Linked DNA regions of Mus musculus: region 1 is linked to region 2. A link is a loop called in an ENCODE intact Hi-C map of the cell type or tissue named here. Cell type or tissue: heart. All regions are shown on one strand.

Region 1 (8,000 bases), 160 kb before region 2:
CAGAATCTTATATGACTTTCGAGTGTTTCTGTAAATAAACAAACAAGGAAGGAAAGAACAGATGACAAAAGCATTCCTCTGCATTGTATTGTGTTTTTTGAGACAGGACATCATATCGCTAGTCATGAACACTTGGTCCTCCTGCCTCTCACTTCGCAAGAGCTGAGATTATAGGGTGCACAGCACACCTGGCTTCAGAAAGCTACTCCTAAGGATCTGGAGAGGTGGCTCAGTGGTGAAGTCCTGCTGTGCAGCATGAGGACCTGAGTTCAGATCCCTCGCACCCACATAAAAAAGGTCTCTGGATCATCCCTTAGGCTCAGAAACAGTCAGACCTCAGGGCTCCACTGGCCAGTCAGCCAAAATGGTGATCTTCGGTTTCAGTGAAAAGACCCTGTCTCAAAAGAAGAATAATAATTAAGTTGGAGCCTGCACGTGCACATGCAGACGAGCACATCTGCCCACTCAGAACCACAGCACTCACACAGTCAAAGGAAATTCCTCCAAAGCACATATTACCAATAGTAAAATATGAAAAGTGTGAATTATTACTGTCCATAGGATGCCCTACAAAGAGCAGGATACAGCATCGTTGAAATTGATGCATGTACTATTTTGATTTGAGTTTTAGTCTTCTTAAAAGTCATGATCTGAAAAGAGAATGACCTGTGAACATCTGCAGATGTGACAGTTAAGAGAACCCTCTGAACTCTCTTACAGAGCAGCCAGCCAAGGGCAAGTCTGTCTCCTGATGTTGGATCCACAGTGCAAAGAAAATACTGATGAGCTGTGATAGTCACTACTTAGTGGAATCATTATTTTTGAGAATTCCTGTAAATAAGTTCTGTAATTCTGCATTTATTAATGATTTAAAATACTAGACTTTTATGTTTATAAAAGTAAATCATAATGTACTTAATGAAAATGAATTTACTAGCTTATATTTATGCTACAAATTATACTTTATTATGTATTTTCTTGATACATTTTTAATGAATGAAATATTTCATTGTTTTCAATAAGCATGCTACTGGATATAAATTTTCTCTATTTAAAAATAAGAGACTATTTTATTATTCAAATTATGTATTAGGGATGATAGTGAATCTTTGTTTTCTGAAGTTCCAATAAATTTTGTACAAGTATATAAGAAACTTATTATTAATAACATCCCCATAAATAATAAAGCTATTTGTTTAAGATTTTACAGGATCTCTGCTTTTTATGTTACCATAATCTTACTAGATTGCATATTCATTTTATTCAAGGGTTATTAGTCTCCCAAAAAAACTGACATAAAAATTCAAAGTAAGGGCTAGAGAGATGCCTTTTGACATTTAAGAGTTCTTGCTGAAGCTGGGCGTGGTGACACACACCTTTAATCCCAGCATTTGGGAGGCAGAGGCAGGTGGATCTCTGAGTTCGAGGCCAGCCTGGTCTACAAAGTGAGTTCCAGGACAGCCAGGGCTACACAGAGAAACCCTGCCTCGAAAAACCAAAAAAAAGAAAAAACTCATAGATAACCCATAGATAGTTAGATAGATAGATGGATGGATAGATAGATAGATAGATAGATAGATAGATAGATAGATAGATAGTTGAAGCAAAGGCAAAACTTACATATTCTTTCAGAAGGGTTTATAAAATTATGTATGACAGGACCAGGTGCTTTAATCCAGCACTTTGGAGGCAGAGGCAGGTGTGTGTCTTTGTGAATTTGAGGCTAGCCTGGTCTACATAGGAAGTTCTAGGCAATGAAAGCTACATAGTAAGACCTTGTCTGTCAGGGTCCAGGAGTCTTGATCAATTTGTAAACTTAAGTATTTAAAAATTTGATCTTCCTTAATAAATGCTGCTGCTCCCATATTGGAAGACCCTGCTGTGCCCGTGTGTATTAGGGAAGAAACTAGTACTGGAGCTGCCCTGGTCATGTGGTATCAGTGTAGAAGTCCTAGGTGTTCCCAGCCACCCTCACCGTAATAATAGCATACTTAGAGAGATGTACAAGTACAATAATGACCTAAAGAGTCTAGGTACCCCAGTTTCCTCTGTTCCTAAGGGGAAAGGGAGAACTCATGGGGTAGAGGGAAAAGTGGCCAAGGTTGGAGAGAGGCCTATTGGCCAGGCAATAGCAGAAAGATTGCCGGGTGGTTTGCTCTTGCCTAGGGGCTGTCTTTCCTGAGTCAGAGAGATGGTTTCACACTTTGTTGGAACCAGTGATGTCTAAGGCTCTGTTATTGGTGGCCTGGACCATCATCCCAGGATCACACTACCAGATGCACAAAGACAGAGTCTCCAAGTCTTTCATGTACATTAGTTACACCATTTTTTATCTTAGTTTGAATGGGGTTGGGTTATTTAGGGTTTTTTTTTTTTTAGACTGACTCTCCATCCTCTGTAACTGAATATGATTATCCTTATCAGTGGCCCAGGGAGCTAAAGTTTCACAGCCCTGTGAAGCACAAAAGTGCACATCTTGTCCCCTACAGTTGGGGTCTTCATCTGAGGGACAAGGAAGGGTTGCCACACTGTTTTCCATACTCAGTCTTCATCTGAGTGACAAGCATATACCTGAAGGGCAACCAAACTGTTTTCCATACTCTGGATCCCATATTCAAAAGACCTAGAGAATGAGGGAACATACATGTTTACAGTCTTTGGGTGCCTATTCCATATTGGCCCAAACAATTTACATAAGCCAAAGGTGAGAGTGGGGGGACCATAGGCAGAAACACTGATAATTAGGCTCCCATCTGTAGTTCTAATCAAAGTTCATATGTGTTGTACTGGAGCATGTTCCTCAGCAGCCTGGGGCAACACAAAAGAGAAAACTAGTCTCCAGCCTCTGGTCCTGCAGATGTTGTGTGATGACCCGTTGATGGTCCAGATCCTGATGTTTGGGGCTTGTGGGGGTGCTTCAGATGAGAGTGATGAATCCAGGATTGGATCCCATCTACTTTCATAGCCATTGGGGTTGTCAAGATCACAAAATAGATTCCTTTTCAGCATGGGTCTAGGTTTCCTTTTTGACTTAGCATTTCAGCCTGTTAGGCAGACAGTATTAGGATATTGTCATAGGGGACCAGACAGGCTGAAAATGCTGGGCAATGGAGCATTTCAGCAGTTCCAAAGGTGATCCCTAGATGGAGTCTGTCAGCCAGGTGAAAATCTGCTAAGTCAAATATAGACTAGGAACAGAAGTTAAAATTGTCTAGCAATTGAGGAAAGTAAGGCATCCCAAGACCAAGGGGGGGAAAAAAATCCCATTTTTAAGAACAGGCAGATATATTTACCTGGAATCCATTTGATTTGTGGCAGGTGGATCCAAATCCTACAACTTTTTGATTCCCTGAAGCTTATGTGAATTTAAGTTTTCAGAAGAATGTACAGTAGTAGTCCCATTGTACTGAAATCTATATTTTAGAAAAAGTAATTAACAGGTGTCTCTAAGACAACATAGTAGACTAATGCCTTTGAGACCTAGTAAAAGTTATAGATTTGGGTCAAATAAAAACACAGAACATTCTTTTTTTTTTTAGTCTAGAGGGGTAGACATACAGATTGAACAGAGATCTGAATGAAAGATAGCCAGCCAGCTTAGTGGTGGTGAGAGAATAGAGGAGGTGACATGGAAGGACCAGACACAGGAGCAAGCTGGGGCCTTTCAGAGCTGCCCCCCCCCCCATGTGTTACAGAAGAGAGAAAGGAGTATGAGTCTAAGCAGGGCCCAATAAAAGCTCTCTAGAATCAGTGAGTCCAGGGTTAGAATGTAATTAATAAAAACAGTGGTAATAAGCCAGCAGTAATGAAGATATTTTTTAATTCTTTTCTAATCAATTGGTCATAAGATATAGGATGGAGAGAAGAAATGAAGGATGATCCATGGGTGTCTGTGGTCAGGTTAGCTGTGTGAATGGTTGAAGTCCTGAGATGGAGTATGTGAGAGCCAGAAGGTAGGGATTAAAAAAGCAAAAACAGATCTGACATTTTGATTTTCCTATTAGCTGTCTCATGGTGATGTGGCTAATGGAACGCAACCACCTGAGGCTGTGGAGATGTCCAGGCTGGGCAGCCACGAAGGGCCATGTCTGGGTCCATGGCCATACTACAGCTGGGGTCTGTGCTGATGTCTGTGGCCCAGGTTGCCATCAAAGGCCATCTGGATATCAGTGGTCTGGGCTGCTGCCAGAGACCAGGTTGCTCCCTGGAGGCCATGCTGACTCTACAGGGATGGAGTGGGGACACACGATAACACAGACTGGTCTGGGTAGCCTGTACTGCCTCCTGAAGCCATGATAACATCCTGGCCTGGGCTGCCACTGAGGGCCATGTCCATAGCTCTATCACAAACAGGGTCTGTGGTGATATCCAAGACCCATGTTACCACCAGAGGCCATGTGGATGTCCCTGGTCTGGGATGCTGCCTGAGCCCTGTGCTGAGGTGGCCCTGCCCATTGATGGCCACCATACTCAGGACAGCTGGCCTCTCCTGAGATGCACACACCCACTTTGCCCTTGCCTGGGCAAAGTGAGAGACTTGGCAAGCAGACCAACTCAGCTTCCACCCAGGCCCAGATCCAGGGCTCTGAGGTGTACCACCCCAACTATGAACTACTGAAGCAGGTGAAGGGGCTGGTCCTGCAAATCCAAAGCTGCAGGATCCCCATGACACGGGAAAAATGGGATGAAGAAATTGACTTATGGACTCGGATAGAGACAAAAGAGCTCAGTGAGAATGAAGTATTGATAGTGTAGCAGAACCCAGAGGCTTCAAACCAAAGACTCATTGCAACGAACATTTGTCAGTAAAGCTGTTTGGGCAAAGTGTGTACTGTGGGACGCACTTGTGGCACACTGCAGCTTCCATGACGAGATGGCTTTTGTTGTTTTTGTTATTTTGGGGCAGAGGGCAGATATGAGGAAATGGGAGATGCATAGGATTGGGCTTCATGATGTGAAATTCACAGAGAATCAATAAAAAGAAAGAGGGAGAGAGGGAAGAAAGGGAGGAAGTTCGTGTATTCCCCTGACTACTTGCTCCTGTACCCTATATTTCTTTTTACTAAGAAATTCTTTTTTTCCCAGTAGATTTTTAAAATTCTTATTTCTCTGTGTGAGAGGCAGAGATGAGAGTGGAAGGGAGAGAGAGAATGCAATTATGCAAAGCTGATGATGTTCACATCAAAGTCAAAGGATCAGTTCAAGAGCTGGTCTTCACCTCCTGCCTATTGAGACAGAATCTGTCCTGTTGCCTCTCCTACTTCCCAACAGACTAACTTGCACACAGGCTTCCACTGGTTGTCCCATCTGTCTCCCTGTGATGGTTTGAGCCCAGGGAGTGGTACTATTAGGAGGTATGGCCTTGTTGGAGTAGGTGTGACCTTAGAGGAAGTGTGTCACTGTGGGGGTGGACTTAGAAACCCTCCTCCTAGCCACATGGGAGCCCTTCTTCTCCTGGCTGCCTTCCAATCAAAATGTAGAACTCTTGGCTCCTCTCACATCATGACTCCCTAGACACCGCCATGCTTCCTGCCTTGATGCCTGAACCTCTGAACCTGTAAGCCAGTTCCAATTAAATGTTGTCCTTGGTCATGGTATCTCTTTCCCTGCAATGGAAACTCTAACTAAGAAACTCCCTATAGGAAGTCTGAGATCACAGATGCACACACCTACTGCATCTGGATTCACACCTGCATGCAGGAATTAAACTCAGGTTGTCAGGCCTTTGCTTTCAGGTGCTTTACCCATAGAGCCTTCTCAATGACCCTTCTACCACTGAATTCTGCTAACAGCATTATCTACATTCCCTGCAGATAGAACTTTGGCCTTGAATCCTAGACAAACTTGTTTAACATGCATTGCTTTCTTAGTCTTTCTAGGAGAGGAAAGAGGTGCTGCAAATTGGTCATTTGGAAACAGAGCTGAAGCCCAAGGTCTCTATCCATATTCATAAGCCAATTTCTTCATCCTTATATAGTTCTAGGCTTGTAGAGATTTTCTCAGACACTCGACGGTTCTCTTTGTGCACTATTACTGGCACAGGAGTTAAATGAACACCCGAGGTCATTATTTGCTCGTATATATTGTGATCCAACAGAAAGGCCTCTTGAAGTACAGGCCTAAGGGAAGCATGTTAACTCTTTCTTAATCTTATTTAATTTAATTTATTTGTCTAGAAAGGGCAATTAGAAGATGAAACATGAGGTAGTTTGAAATGAAACTTATTACATATTTTCACTTTTATGGTAGGGGGCAGGAAGGAAGGAGGGAGAAAAAGACAGAGCTTTCCACAGCACATACGCTGACAGAGAACAACTCACGGGAGTCAGTTCTCTCCGTCCATAGTGCATGCTCCAGGGATGGAGCACAGTTGAGTTTCTGGCTAGGTCTCAACCCCATGCAGCGTAGCTCACAACTGCCTGTACCTCCAGCTCCAGGAGATCTGTGCCCTCTCCTGACCTCCACAGATATACACCCAAGCATTTATACACACAGATTCACATAAATGATGTTTTTTTAATCTTTGATTTAAAAAACTAAAGAGGATGTTCATGTCCTCTGTAGAGCTAGCATTGTTTTTATCCCGGACCTGGACAGAAACACTCCCGTTACACAGGCCATGCTGTCACCATGCCTCCACCCCAGTCGCTGGCCTGGACCTGCCATGGAAGAGGTACTGCTTGCACACAAAGAATGACGGAATGATGGAGCCAGGCAACACTAATGACAATGATGGCAGTATAATAATAGTTCGCGTTTTTAAGCATAAACTAGTTTAGTACTCTAAACATTTCTCGAGCTTTTTCATTCAATTCTCTAAAAAATACTTTTGTAGATACAAAGCCTAAGGTACTGTTCTGGGAGACAGCATTCATCTTGCATCCTACATGAAAAATACAACAGCTGCAAAGGAAGTATCAACCAGATACTGAGCTTTTCTCTGTCTCCCCCTCCCCCCCCCCTCTCTCTCTCTCTCTCTCTCTCTCTCTCGTGTGTGTGTGTGTGTGTGTGTGTGTGTGTGTGTGTGTGTGTGTGTGTGCAAACATTTCACCTGCTGAGCCATCTCTTTGGGTCAAGAGGGTTGCCTCTGTGGAAATCCCTTGCTCTAGGATGTTCCCACTATAAACTGCTCTGTCTCACCCATGCTGTTCTCTTTAGTTCATTTTGGGGAGCTGAAAATATACCTTAAACCCCACATTCATGTCTAGCTTTGTTTATCTCAGATGAATAATGGAATGCCAAGCAGAGAAACACTAGCTTCTCTGGGATACCAACATCAGTTCAAGTACTTAATGAATTTGGAAAGGTACCTGGACTTGAAAGCAATCATGTGTATCCAATCCCTTCAAGAACTGCCTGGCTGGGTGCTGGTGGCACACGCCTTTAATCCCAGCACTTGGGAGGCAGAGACAGTTGGATTTCTGAGTTCGAGGCTAGCCTGGTCTACAAAGTGAGTTCCAGGACAGCCAGGGCTACACAGAGAAACCCTGTCTTGAAAAACCAAAAAAAAAAAAAAAAGAACTGCCTGGAACTTATAATTTCCCATTGGATAAACCAGGAAAAGACTGATTTTTCTTGTCTCTAGAAAGAATAGTGTCTGTTCAACTATGTACTTTTTAAAGGTTTATTTATTTATTTATGTGTATGAATATTCTGTCTTCCTATATGTCTAGATGACAGAAGAGGACATCAGACTCCATCTCCATTATAGAAGGTTGTGTGGTTACTGGGAATTGAACTCTGGCTCTCTGGAAGAACAGCCAGTGCTCTTAACCAGTGATCAGGCATTTTATTCAAGCAAAATATAAGATAAATCCAGATTCCAACAGGTCTTTGTCATCAGAGATCATTTCCTTTGTCTCTCTGGGTTTTGGTTTTTTGTTATTTGTTTGAAAATTCTTCATCTTTATTAACTAACTATGGCCACTTATGTTTGTCTTCCAGGGAGTCTAGCCTCTCATACCCCCTCTCAGAGCTCACCCTAGCTCCTCTTAGGTCTT
Region 2 (8,000 bases):
TCAGCCTTAGTCCATGGTGATCTGATAGGATGCATGGGATAATTTCAGTATTTTTGTATGTACTGAGGCCTGTTTTGTGACCAATTATATGGTCAGCTTTGGAGAAGGTACCATGAGGTGCTGAGAAGAAGATATATCCTTTTGTTTTAGGATAAAATGTTCTGTAGATATCTGTTAAATCCACTTGTTTCATAAATTCTGTTAGTTTCACTGTGTCCCTTTTTAGTTTCTGTTTCCACGATCTGTCCATTGATGAAAGTAGGGTGTTGAAGTCTCCCACTATTATTGTGTGAGGTGCAATGTGTGCTTTGAGCTTTACTAAAGTTTCTTTAATGAATGTGGCTGCCCTTGCATTTGGAGCATAGATATTCAGAATTGAGAGTTCCTCTTGGGGGATATTACCTTTGATGAGTATGAAGTGTCCCTCCTTGTCTTTTTTGATAACTTTGGGTTGGACCTCTGTTTGCTCTGGTCGATCCCACTCATTCCATTCCCAGGCCTAAAGATTTCTTTATTCTAAGTACATTTTAGCTGTCTTTTGTTTTGTTTTGTTTTTTTGTTTTTTTCTTCGAGACAGGGTTTCTCTGTATAGCTCTGGCTGTCCTGGAACTCACTTTGTAGACCAGGCTGGCCTCGAACTCAGAAATCTGCCTGTCTCTGCCTCCCAAGTGCTGGGATTAAAGGCATGTGCCACCACACCCTGCTGTAGCTGTCTTTAGACACACCAGAAGAGGCCATCAGATCTCATTATGAATGGTTGTGAGCCACCATGTGGTTGCTGAGATTTGAACTCAGGACCTTCAGAAGAGCAGTCAGTGCTCTTAACTGCTGAGCCATCTCTCCAGCCCCTTTTTTCTTTTAAAGGACGAATCATACAGCAGTTTGACTGTTAAAACTGTTCCCAGTTCCTATACTTTCAGGATTTAGAAAACACGCAAAGATAAAGAGAAAATCAATCAATCTCTTTCTGTCTCTGGGGAGAAAGATAGAGAAACAGAGACAGCGACAATGACAGAGAGAGTTGCCTGCATAATATACCTGTGTACCAAGTCCCTGCCTGGTTCCCAAGGAGGACAGAAGTGGCCGTTGGAACCTCTGAAACTGGAGTTCCAGACAATTATGATCCATGGTTTGAGTGCTGTGAACTGAACCACGGTGCTCTGCAGGAACACCAAGGTCTCTTAACCTTGAGCCTCTTCTTCAGCTCCCTCTTCCTCCTGTTTTTGTTTCTTGTTGACATAGGGCCCTGCTTGATAGCCCAGGTTGAGGTGCAGTTTCATACCCTCTTCAATCTCCCCCTAGTAAGATTATAGACATATGATTAATACAGATCTCTGTATTGAATCTAAACACTTAAACCAGATTATTTTCTGAATCAGTTATATTTACATATATGTGGAAGAAGTGAGGGAAGGCATGGTAGAAGTAAGATGCTCTAGCTGGAAACCAGACAAAGAAAGTGCAACCTCCTTGTTCTCAAGCTGAGACTTCTCTGGTGCATTCTAGAGTTATTCTCTGTGGTCCACAAGATGAGATGACCCCCATAAGGGAAGAGGGTTTCCTTGCTATCAGCTACTGCACCCCAAAGCTTCTTCACACACCTGGCTGACTCAGGAAGTGACTGTCTCCACCCAGGAAACAGATCGTCAAAGAAATGCAGCTCCTTAACACGCCGGCTCACTGCGTAACTGAATGTGAGGGGCACCCAAAAGTCTCCAGCAATGAAAGGTGTCTGAACACTCTTTGTCCAAAGATTCAAGATGAGCCATATAAGGAACCCAAGGTGTTTCTGACAGAGTTCACCTGTGTAGCATCTGTGGTAGTGTTTGCACAAGTGTGCAAGCTGCACACTTTGCACTGTGCAAGGCAGTCACACCCCTCAATGCCAGTGATTGGCTTGAAGCACGAAGACTGAGACTGGCAATGACCACAGGCTATGAGTTGAATTGCAGTATTTCTACTGTGCATACAAAGTTATCTGCTTTATTAGAAGCATTATAGTTTCTTACAGAATGTAAAGGCTTTGGATATTTTTCTACCATCATTTCTCAGAATGTAATCATCTTATTAATATGTCTTTAGCTTTTGTAGTGTTTGAATATTTGATCTTAAAAGCTTCTTTTTGAGCTGCTGACTTGAGTTTCTTAAAACTATTCAATAAGTTGTTGTTTGAGACTAGGACATATTTTCCAACAATTTCTGAAATAGACCCAAACTTACTGTTATCATTTTGTACTATGTATTGATGCAAAATAGCATTCTCAGGATTAACAACTACAAAATTAAAATATGGGTCAACTTAAGAGAAATGTTGATTGTGTTCTATAGGTAGAGTAGGAAATACTCAGCTTGGATTCAATTCTTCATGAAAAAATAAGCGAACACATTATAAGGATGCTTACTTGTTTCATCTTTAATTAGCAGCAAAAGTCTATGTACACCACAGCATTGCTGGAAGTAAATATCTTTATGATTTATTATGGCAAATGTTTGGTTTGCATACTTAGTCTATATACCATATGCCTGGGTTTGGTACAATCTCACAGTCATGTGGGGTCGGAGGCAGGAAAGTTCAAGAAGCCTCCGTCTAGCGTAGACAAGAGATAAGTGAGCTCTATGTGAGGGAGTGTTGCATTTCTCCTGATACAATCTATTTTAAGGTCAGTTAGGCTCAACTAAAATCAAGAGCCCAAGAGGCCCATTGCTAATATATGTTAATATAATGCTTTCATTCATAATCAAAAAGTTTCACCTGTGTATAAGAGTATACCACATGTATGCCAGGTGCCTGCGGGGGTCAAATCCCATGGAATTGCTGTTGGTATTCTGTCTGGACTCCACCCCTACAGTAACCTGGCAAGAGCCAGGTAGGCCTGGCCCACTATAAAAGGGGCTTCTTGTCCCCTCGTCTCTCTCTTACTCTTGCGTTTCTCTTGCCTCTTGCTCTCTTGGTCCCCCTCTGTCCCCATTCACTTCTCCCCTCTTTCCACGTGGTCATAGCTGGCCTCTACTTCTCTACTCCCTCTCTCTGCCTTTCTCTGCCTCTACTACTCTCCTAACTCCCCTCCCCATGCCCTAAATAAACTCTATACTGTACCATCGTGTACATGGTCGCTCAGGGCAGGGATGCCTCAGCATGGGCCCACTGAGACGTCCCCTTCCCCCATACCTTACCACACCCTCATAGAATGCCTACCCTCCAGCTGGTCAGGAGTTTGCACGTTGGTACTCCTTTTCCCTGAACTAGGAGTAATCCAGGGAAACGAACCTCTGCCAATCCCAGCTGTAGATCTGATAGCTGCCCAGCATAAGAGGGCAGTTCAGGTCGTGCCACTCTTGGTCGCTATGGGAATAGCCATAGGTTTTGGTACTGGAACTGCAGGGATAACGACTTCGATGACCCAATGTAATACATTCACTTCCCAGTTTGAAAACAATCTTAAAGAAATGACTGCAACTGTGCTCACTATCCAGAAACAGATGGATTCTTTAGCAGCCATGGTGCTTCAGAACCAATGGGGGCTAGAGGTCCTGATAGCTAAAGAAGATGGACTTTGCCTGTTCCTCCTTGAAGAATGCTGTTTCTATATCAACCAATCCGAGACAGTGAGAAAATCCAGGAGACAGAGATAAAGAACTTCAGGGAGGGCTGGAGAGATGGCTCAGAAGTTAAGAGCACTGACTGCTCTTCCAGAGGTCCTGAGTTCAATTCCCAGCAACCACATGGTGGCTCACAACCATCTGTAATGGGATCAGATGCCCTCTTGTGGTGTGTCTGAAAACAGCTACGGTGTACTCACATAAACTAAATAAATAAATCTCAAAAAAAAAAAAATCAAAAAACAAAAACAAAAAACTTAAGGCAACCTGAGACCTCCAGTTCTGGGATTTTAAAAAACCGTCTATGGGAGTGGATCCTTCCTTTTGTAATGCCTTTTCTAGTCATCCTCCTGGTGTTTTTATCCACTCCCTGCCTCATTAATCTTGTTTCTACATTCCTCCAACAACAAATACAAAAAAATTCTAATCAAACTATTAATCAGCTCTTATTACAGGATTACCAGCTGCTGCCTACAGAAGATACTCTGTCCACAGAGGAACCTGATGTGAATGTTTACCAAGTGGATCCCGATGGTGAAAGTCAGCTACACCCCAAAATTGACGACGCCCCTAGACATCAGGAAGCAGCTTAAGAGACGCGACGCCCTCATCCCCCCCCCTTTCTTTTCTTCTCTTTATCTTTTTTTTCTTTTTGGTTTTTCCTGCCCGGCCTTCTCTTTATAATAATAAAAAGGAGGTATGTTGTTCTAAGGACCTCCGAAACCCGTGACATCGCATAGGCGCAACCCACACACCTGTTGTCAAGGCAACAGCCACCATATTCCCAGAATTCACTTGCCTCACCTCCCACCTTTACCTGTGACTATTTCACCATCCATTTATAAAGAAATGTTCCCTTGATCTCTCTCCCCCCTCCTCTCTTTCTACTGCCACCTTGCCCTTCTTTCTCTCAATAAACCTCATGTGAATATTCTAGGGAAAAAAAAAAAAAAAAAAAACTTGCCCTGGAAGGTTAGAGTTTTACAGTCATCCTCTGCCATAAGTGAGAAGTCACTTCCAGCACCTAGGTCTGTCAGCTTGGCATCTATAGAGAGGAAACAGTCATGCTCAGATTTATGGGTGACTTTTTGCCATGCCTCCTGGCTACTGTGACTAGTTTCCTGGTTTCTCATAGCATTTCCCGTATGCCTGGGCAAGACTTCTGTGTCAATCCTTCCTGCGGGAGGCTCTGCTCTGCGGCCCTGTTCTGTATGGGCGGGGCATCCTGAAGTGCCGGGGGAAGGGGGGGTGGGGAATCCTGTGCACTACGCATGCGCAGGGCCTCAGCAGCCCAGTCGTCTGGCCAGCTCGGTAGAGCTCCTCCTGGCTATGGGAAGGGCATAGTAATGACCTGAGACTTCTGTAATTCCGCTTTTGTGTCCCTTGCGCATAGAATGAGGTTAATTTGATCCTTACCTTGTGCAGCTGTTTGATGACTGAAAAAATAATCTAGTTTGTCTTTATGCATAGCCCTGCCAGGTACTTATTAGTGCTAGTTTATTTTTTTCCACATACTTCCAGAATCAACAATTGGCTCAAAGGATCCACTTGTTTCCAAAATTGCGGATCGAACAGCCAGAAAACTACACAGGCTTACTGTCCAGTAAGGAGTCAGACAAGTACACCTAGAGGAAGCAACTGGCAGGACTGATGGGAGGGTGCGGGAACTCTGGCCGCGCCCCAACCTGTGCCTAATCCGTTCTCAAATTGACACAGAAGCCCTTCCATGAAGAATCAAGAAGACAATGAAGTTGGAAAAGGCCTGATTGTGAACAAAGACCTACCTAAATAATAGCATGTGGGCCATAGAGCTTTATCTTGTTTCATTTCATTAAGACAATTCACATTGTATCAGAGTCATGACAATCCCAATTCAAATGCTGGGAATGCAAACAGGAACCACCCACTTGCCTGAATCGCGCGCGCGCGCGCGCGCGCGCGCGTGTGTGTGTGTGTGTGTGTGTGTGTGTGTGTGTGTGTGTGTGTGTTTGGGTCTCCTTGCAAACAAGCATGGTAAATACCGTTTACTGTGGATTGTTATTCTGAAGCAGAAAGAGGTCTCTGAGGGTCTTAGAGGGTCTGATTTTAAGGAAGGTTTTTGAGATCTCCCTGCTTAGATGTCATATGGATATGCAAGGCCTGATCCAGCTACTAAGACTACTACCTACTTTATAAAACCACAAAAACATAGCCCGGAATCTGGCATTTTTAAAGTAATGTGATATCCTCCCCCCACCCCCACAGCCCCCACCCCGTACTAAATAAAACAGTCATTAGCATACTACCTAAGAGTCACATGACTTCCTCTGGCATCTCAAAAAGCAAATGGAAAAATTTGAGGTAAGACTATATAATTCTAAATTCTCAGATACTAATGAGATGGTCAGTTCTCCCCTATATTGAGGACTGAGTTTGGCTTTAATGGCTCCTCTATAACCTTAAGATGTTAAATCCAAAAGTAAACCTTAGTTCTTAGCATAAACAAAAATCTTTATACTTTCTTCCTTGAACTACCCCATTTGTAGACTTTTTTTCCCCCACTCTCTTCAGCTTGTCGTGTTCCTAGGCTCAGAAAGCTAGGAGGCCATGGGAAGTGTTATCAGACTTTGCAGTAGGAAGCTGCCACAGGCCTGGACTAGCAGGCTGGCTTGGATTAGAAGCCCTAAGCAAGCTAGCATAGTTAGGCCTCTCCTGGGCATTCTGTTAGATGATAGGTGAGTTGAGATGCTCTTACTTCAATGATGCACCATACACCCTCACATGCTGCTTTTGAAACAGCCGTTTTCAGGATTAGCTAATAATTAATACTTTTGTTCCCATTTAAATCCATTGGTCAGTGAGTGCAGATGTGTACATGGAACCTGAAGCTCAGATTTGGCAAGGCCAGCTGGCCAAAGAGCTCTGGGATCTGCCTCTGTCCCCACTCCCCAGCACTGAAGTTTCAGATACACACCATTAAACCTGACTGTTTACTCATGTGCTCATGCTATTATGATGTTTTCCTGGTTAAGCCATCTTCTTGGTTCTCTTTGTTGGGTTTTTAGCACCTTTTGTTGTAGAGTGAATGAGAAAAAATAATTTCTCTAATTTACACACAAGTGATACAATTTTTTAGCTCATTTACACTAACTGACTATGGAGCCGATGTCCCAGGCATTGAAATGAATTTTTTTCAAAGAGAGAGTGGGTGTGGTTTGTATATTCTTGGGCCAGGGAGTGGCACCATTTGGAGGTGTGGCCTTGTTGGAATAGGTGTGACCTGGTTGGAGTAGGTGTGTCACTGTGGGTGTGGGCATAAGATCCTCACCCTAGGTGCCTGGAAGTCAGTCTTCCACTAGCAGTCTTTGGATGAAGATGTAGAACTCTCAGCTCTGCCTGAGCCATGCCTACCTGGTTACTGCCAAGCTCCCACCTTGATGGTAATGGACTGAACCTCTGAATCTGTAAGCCAACCCCAATTAAATGTTGTTTTTTATAAGACTTGCCTTGGTCACGATGTCTGTTCACAGCAGTAAAACCCTAACTAAGACAGTGGGGTAGTTGCCAAAAATCAAATTTAACTTTAGCCAAGTTGTCAAAGGCAAGATCAGAACCAAACATCTGAAAACCAAGAAGTTGGCTACTGTCTCACACTTTTGGAAATCACTTGGCTAGTCTTGATAGAGACTTGATAGACAGGAAAGGCCAGCGGTCCCTCTAGATTCTCACCATGAAAGTCTACAAACTAAGCAAGTTCACACTTCCTCACCCCCTGGGTAAGGTCAGCCCTCTGTTTTGCTCATGGATACCTCACAATTTCCTTTTAAATAAATCTTTCTGTGAAGATATGGTTATGTTATTTGAGAAGGTGTACGTGCCCCAGTGACCTTCCAAAGTCTCCATTATTTTCTAATTAGGACACAAATTAATCAGCTTAACAGTGAATTCATCCATTGATGAAGTTAGAGTCCTCATAACCAAATCACCTCCCTGAGCACTGCAGGATCACGCACCAAGATTCCAGCATGTGAGATCCCTTGGGGGACATTTCAGATTCAAACCATAGCATTGTCTCCCACAGTTTCAACATATGGAGATTGAGTATCACATATGAACTTCAGAATGCCATTCAGAATCAACAAAACACATAAATTGGGGAGACAAACAATTGTTGTTAAGATTGCATACATACGCCAGGCGGTGGTGGCGCACGCCTTTAATCCCAGCACTTGGGAAGCAGAGACAGGCGGATTTCTGAGTTCCAGGACAGCCAAGACTACACAGAGAAAGCCTGTCTCGAAAAAACCAAAAAAAAAAAAAAAAAAAAAAAAAAGATTGCATACATACAGCCGGGCGTGGTGGTGCATGCCTTTATTCCCAGCACTCCGGAGGCAGAGGCAGGCAGATTTCTGAGTTCGAGG

The links. A loop is a pair of places that touch in the nucleus more often than their neighbours do. Peaks named below come from ENCODE experiments on the same cell type or tissue, not always from the same donor. Only the 100,000 strongest peaks of a DNase experiment are listed, where the experiment ranks them.
Region 1: a loop joins it to region 2, with 2.7 times the contacts of the local background. A loop is called at or near these places in 7 of 42 quality-filtered maps.

What each region holds. Positions count from the first base shown.
Region 1 is chr9:8,069,667-8,077,666 of GRCm38, reverse strand. Cep126 (centrosomal protein 126) reads left to right here. Exons shown (of 11, transcript NM_001045524.2): 11 at 721-1,035. The coding sequence ends at 783. Among named protein-coding and RNA genes, the nearest start is that of Cfap300, 31 kb to the right of the region's middle. In heart, a CTCF peak has its summit at 3,130; no DNase peak of the experiment used is centred here.
Region 2 is chr9:7,911,515-7,919,514 of GRCm38, reverse strand. No RefSeq gene overlaps it. Among named protein-coding and RNA genes, the nearest start is that of Birc3, 42 kb to the right of the region's middle. In heart, a CTCF peak has its summit at 4,949; a DNase peak (open chromatin) is centred at 4,794; H3K4me3 peaks cover 1,069 bases; H3K27ac peaks cover 1,092 bases.